2 separate regions of the Mus musculus genome follow, and region 1 is linked to region 2. A link is a contact called in ENCODE POLR2A ChIA-PET data. All regions are on one chromosome and are shown on one strand. The core of a region is the stretch at or near the end of the contact, and the rest is flanking DNA. Distances in the headings are between cores, read along the strand shown. Region 1 overlaps Fto (fat mass and obesity associated). Region 2 holds the start of Irx3 (Iroquois related homeobox 3).

The links. ChIA-PET counts read pairs that join two places held with the same protein, here RNA polymerase II (POLR2A).
Region 1: POLR2A ChIA-PET joins it to region 2 with 21 read pairs in Patski. The contact joins the enhancer-like site here to the promoter of Irx3 in region 2. POLR2A ChIA-PET finds 5 or more read pairs at or near these places in 2 of 5 experiments (Patski and embryonic stem cell).

The regions. Positions count from the first base shown.
Region 1 is chr8:91,575,307-91,578,153 of GRCm38, reverse strand. The region is part of intron 8 of Fto (fat mass and obesity associated); the gene reads right to left. Among named protein-coding and RNA genes, the nearest start is that of 4831440D22Rik, 110 kb to the right of the region's middle. Within about 2 kb of position 1,418, at least 1 of the 3 ENCODE cell types and tissues checked has a DNase peak (open chromatin) inside an H3K27ac peak, as active enhancers do.
Region 2 is chr8:91,800,276-91,802,975 of GRCm38, reverse strand. It overlaps Irx3 (Iroquois related homeobox 3), which reads left to right and starts at 1,322. Exons shown (of 4, transcript NM_008393.3): 1 at 1,322-2,011; 2 at 2,178-2,700. The coding sequence starts at 1,736.

The sequences.
Region 1 (2,847 bases), core at 169-2,668, 220 kb after region 2:
CTCCTCTTAGGTACTGAGTAGTGTTGCTAGGTTGTGTGCTCCTTTGCAGCCTTCTGATCTCCCACAGAAGCTGTACATTTTGCATTTCCACCAGCAGTGTATATACATTACCATTCTTCTTTCTTCATCAACACCTGTTAATGTGTCCTTTTGGTGACATATATTTTTAAGGGGGTGCTTACATTCTCTTAAAGCATCATAACTTTACAAAACTAATTTTAAAAACTGACTGGATATTAAGGACTCTGACCAGCTGAAGCAATTCTGGAATTCTACAGGGTAACATGACGATAAGACAAATGTGAAAATGACAGTGGTGAAGAAAAAGGGGAACTCATCTTTGCTTACACTTTGATAAAAATGCAAGACCGCATCTAAGGAACTGGAGGGATAGCTCAGCAGTTAAAAGTATTAGCTGCTCTTCCAGAGGACCTGGGTTTGATTCCAAGCACCCACATGGGGCTCACAAATATCTGGAACTCCAGTCCCAGGCAATCTGACACGCTCTTCTCAGGCCTCCTCAGGCACCAGGCATACATGTGAAACACATCCATGCATACAGGTAAAACACCCAGATACATAAAATAAAAATAAAATTTAAAAGTCTTAAAAATTAAATTCATGGCAGAAAAAAAAGGGGGGCCTTGGAATGGTCAAACTCAGAAGTAGAAGATGACTTCCTAGCTCTGATCTTGCCCAAGTTCTTCATTTTATAGCAGAGTGAAATGGGGACCAGAGAACCTAGCTCAGAATGCCCACTGGCTCCTGTTTAAATGGGGGCCAGAGAACTTAGCTCAGAATTCCCACTGGCTCCTGTTTTCTGTCGGTAGATGTTCCAGGGAGGCTGGGTGTGGTAACACAGGCCTGTCATTCCAGGACTGAGGAGGCTCAGACAGGAGAATAGTGAGTTTGGGGCCAGGCTTTGCTGCACTGTGTGATACCAGCTTAAAGTACAACAAAATAAAATTCTGATGAATCAAAGAAAATAGCTGCAAGGTAAGAAAACCAAACCAAACCAAACCAAAAAACCAAAGAGGCACCGCACGGCTGGTGACTCCAACTCTTCTTCGCCCCAGCACACGCTACAGCAATTAAAACACCCTGACGGTTGTTGGGCTTTAATCACTTTGTGCTGCCCGGGACAGGACACATTGATGGACATGTGCTTTGCAAAGTCAAATAAAACCACAGAGTTGGGTTGTCACTGGCTCCATTTCTTTAATTTACATAGTCTCAGCTTGCCTTTGGGGAATTTACAGACCAAAGCAAACCTGTCCCCTAGAGACGCTGTGGCAACAGTTCTCTGAGCCCAGCTATTCCCTTTGTTGTTGTAGTCACTTAGAATCAGAGGCTCGGAATGTTAGCAGGAGTCCAAAGGATTTCCTGGAGACAGAGAGGGACCAGGGTAGCCGCCCCTGAAGTCTCAGGAGCTGCCCTTACCTAAGTGAGACACCCCATTTGGCATCTGACTAAGGCCCAAACTCCCAGAGTTGGGAGTCTGCGCATCCCGTGAACATATCTGTTCCCTGTTTTCTACCATAAGGCTGCTCCGTGCTTTTCTTTGAAATCTGAGTAGGACGTCTGTGACCTGTCGGAATACACTTGCTTGTTTGCTTTCTCCTAGGTTCTCCTTAATGCAATAACGTGAAATGTCAACATGGGGGGTGACAAGTAAAACCCCCAGTCAAAATAAGTTCACAACCAAGCGTGAGAAGGAAAAGAAAACCATAGCAAAAGTGGTTGCCCAGGTTCTGACTGGAGGCCAGGGGCCAGCAGAGCGTTAAGGGGACACAGACTCAGAGATCCCAGGATGCTCTTTGTGCTGACTTTACGTCGCTTACAGGCTACAGACCCACCCTGGTAGTACTTCTCAATGCCAGAGGCATACACAGAACAGAGAGGAAAGCCAAAAGTCTCGGTGTTGTATGTTTCCGTTGAGGTGGAAACAGCCAAGTGATGGAGACGTCTGCAACGCAGTGTAGAGACAATTAGCTTTTTCCAATCTAACTAGCTACAGATTTTGGGAGGATCCAGCCAGTTAATGGTACATTCTTACTGGAGGCAAAATGAAGTTATAAACAGCAAGAAGATTCGCCTACAAGCCAGCCATCAGCTGCTAGGGTCATTCACAATGCAGGTCTACCAAGCAAAGATGCACATGGTGCCAAGTTAGGAAGGATGCATTGTTTTATGCAGTTTCTGATACATCTCCCCCTTTCTTCTTCCCTCTGGTGGTGCAGGCCAAAGGCTGCACACCTCCCCAGGCCCTAAGCTGAGAGAGATGAGTTACAAACCCAAATCCTAGTGTTTGTTAAGGGGATTTCTGCATTAGGTTCTTTGAAACTTTACCCGGAAAGTCTTCCCCACTCCTCTTCCGGAGGAGAGACCCCTGCTGCGGATCTCCCTTTGACTCAGTGCTGGATACAGGCAAGCATAAATCCTGCTAATGACTTCTGCCTGTGGCTGACAGGTTCTGGTCTGGGGTAAAAGCCTGGTCCTCAAAAGCTGCTTTCTGTTTATTTCCAAAGAGGATTTACTGCATGACTTCTTCAGTGAGCATCAGTGTCCCCCATGAAGGCTGTCAGCACCCTGGGTGCTCCATGCAGAGGGGCCTAATTCATGATGTCAGACCTGGTACCCTAAATATTCCAACATTTAGAATCCAGAGTCATGTTTGGTAAAATCTAAAGCCTCTTGTAAAAGTTTCCTTTTTTGGAGAGGGGAGGTTACTTCTGGAACATTCTCTGCCCTTGGGACTGGCACTCTCGATTCTCCTTTGGCAGTTCCCACAGCTCTAGGGAAGCAGGAGGCACGCATGGAAGTTGACTTCACCTGGGCCTTATCCCC
Region 2 (2,700 bases), core at 73-2,572:
AGCTCCAGCTATCCCGGGAATTTCAGTATGACTTTCCACTGCACACACTAATCCGTGACGGTGGGCACTTGGACACTCACATTTCAAGTTAGATTTAGGAAATATCCTACCATAAAACCAAAGTCTTGCTCCCCGCCCCCACAATGCACACTCTCTACGGCTCTGGGGGAATTCTCGCCAAAAGAAAAACGCTGGGTCTGGGGACCAGAGAGCGGAAAGGGGAGGGGGATAGTGAAATGAATGGTCGCAATTAAAAAAAAAAAAATCACACCAACATAGAAACTTCTCGGAAGAGCTTTCGGAAAGTTCCCAGAGCCTAGGCTCTAAGTTTCTCTGCTCCTCCCCCACTCCATAGCCAGGAGCTCCACCAACTCCTTGCTTGTTCCACCAGACCACCTAGGCGCCAAACTCACTATTTCTTGTGAGGATTCTCAACAAGGTACCCTGGAGGTGTAAATGTAGCAAACTGCGGGGTTCCCCCGCCCTCCCCCCACCCAGCACAGAATAGGTCTTTTAAAGCTCGGAGAGGCAGCACTCCCAACTCCCAGGCAGCACGTTCACTCTTTTAGCTGCAGGCTTAGGCTTTGGAGAACGACCTAGGGACCAGAGCTGAAAAGTGCAAAGGGAGCCACGGGGGGGGGGGGGGGAGGGCGGGAAGCCCCGGAAGCCTGCCTTGGTCCAGGGTCCTGTCCCAACCCGGAACTACAGCTTCGAAGGGGGCTGAGAATTGAGGAGTTGGAAGACCTGAGGGGCTAGGTGACCCTGTACTAAGCCGCCACTCGTGGTCTCGGCTCTCCCCTCCGAGTGCGGGCAGGAGGGGGCGGGAAGAGACTGAGTCCAGTCCCGCCCCGCCCCGCCCGGCGCTCTGTACTCGCGGGGGAGGGCCGCCTCGCCCAGAAGGCTCCCGGGTGATTGGCGACTCCAGGAGGAGACGCAGGGAAAAGTCGAATAAGAGGGCGCGACGTCAGACTCGAGATTTGGGGAAGGGTGAAGGAGGGGGTGGAAGGGCGGGGACGGACACACAGACACTGACGCGGACACACACCCCCCGCACAGCGTTCTAAGTGTCTTCAACTTTAAGCCGCCTTAGCTCAGGGTGCGGAGACCGGGGAAGAGGGGAAGAGAGAACGAGAGAGTAAAGAGATTTAAAAGAGAGGAGTCAGACTAGGAAAAGTGAAGAGAGCAGAAAGGTGAGCAAAAGCAACCGTGAGAAACAGAAAGAGCAAAAAGAACCGCAGTTTCCCAGCGTCCAGGACTGCGAAGGAGCCTCGGGAGCGGAAGCGGCCAGGGGTGGGGTGAGGGGGGACGCAGCGAGGGGAGGGGAGAGGACAGGACAGGAGGAGAGTGTAAACTAGAGGAGGGCGAAGGAAGCGAGGCGCGACACAGCTCCCGGAGAGGAGGGCAGAACTGAGCGCCTAGCGCAGAGCGGCTCGCCCGGCCTAGAGGAGGGAGTGCTGCGCAGAGAGGAGGGGCTTGAGGCCCCGTAGAAATGTCAATCAGAGCCCGGAGCCCAGGGAATCTCGGCCAATCTGTTCGGACCTGACCTGACTCCTCGCTGCCGCCGCTGCCGCCGCCGCCGCCCGCCGCGGAGCAGATCAATAGGCGAACGCGGAGCGCGACGCAGCGCGGCCCGGGCTCGGCCCAGCCCCCGATGCGCTCCGGAGCCGGGGTCCGGAGCTGAGCACGGCGGCTCGGGGGTCCGGGCCCCCAGTCCGTAGGTGCGCCGCGGGCCACCATGTCCTTCCCCCAGCTCGGATACCAGTACATCCGCCCTCTCTACCCACCCGAACGCCCGGGAGCTGCGGGCGGCGGTGGAGGCGGCAGTAGCGCTGGGGGCCGGAGCGGTCCCGGCGCCGGAGCCTCCGAGTTGGCCGCCTCTGGGTCCCTATCCAATGTGCTTTCATCAGTGTACGGGGCACCCTACGCCGCTGCCGCAGCTGCCGCCGCCGCCGCTCAGGGTTACGGCGCCTTCCTGCCCTACGCCACGGAGCTGCCCATCTTCCCACAGCTGGTAAGAGCCAGAGAAACCCGGGAGAGAGGGGTTGGAGTTGGGGTGTGGGGCAAGGTGAGCGTGCAGAAGAAAGCTGGGGTCCCGGCGGGAGGATAAAGGTGGGGACGGCAGGAGCTCACTCGCGCTCCCTGCGCGCGTGTCCCCTTCCTTTTCCATGTGCGTACAGGGCGCTCAGTATGAGCTGAAGGACAGCCCTGGCGTCCAGCATCCGGCCACGGCCGCCGCGTTCCCGCACCCGCACCCCGCCTTCTACCCCTATGGCCAGTACCAGTTCGGGGACCCGTCCCGTCCCAAGAACGCCACCCGGGAAAGCACGAGCACGCTCAAGGCCTGGCTCAACGAGCACCGCAAGAACCCGTACCCCACCAAGGGCGAGAAGATCATGTTGGCCATCATCACCAAGATGACCCTCACCCAGGTGTCCACCTGGTTCGCCAACGCGCGCCGGCGCCTCAAGAAGGAGAACAAGATGACGTGGGCTCCCCGTAGTCGCACGGACGAGGAGGGCAATGCTTATGGGAGCGAGCGGGAGGAGGAGGACGAAGAGGAAGACGAGGAAGAGAGCAAACGCGAGCTGGAGATGGAGGAGGAGGAGCTCGCAGGAGAGGAGGAGGACACGGGGGGCGAGGGGCTGGCCGACGACGACGAGGATGAGGAGATCGATTTGGAAAACTTAGACAGCGCGGCAG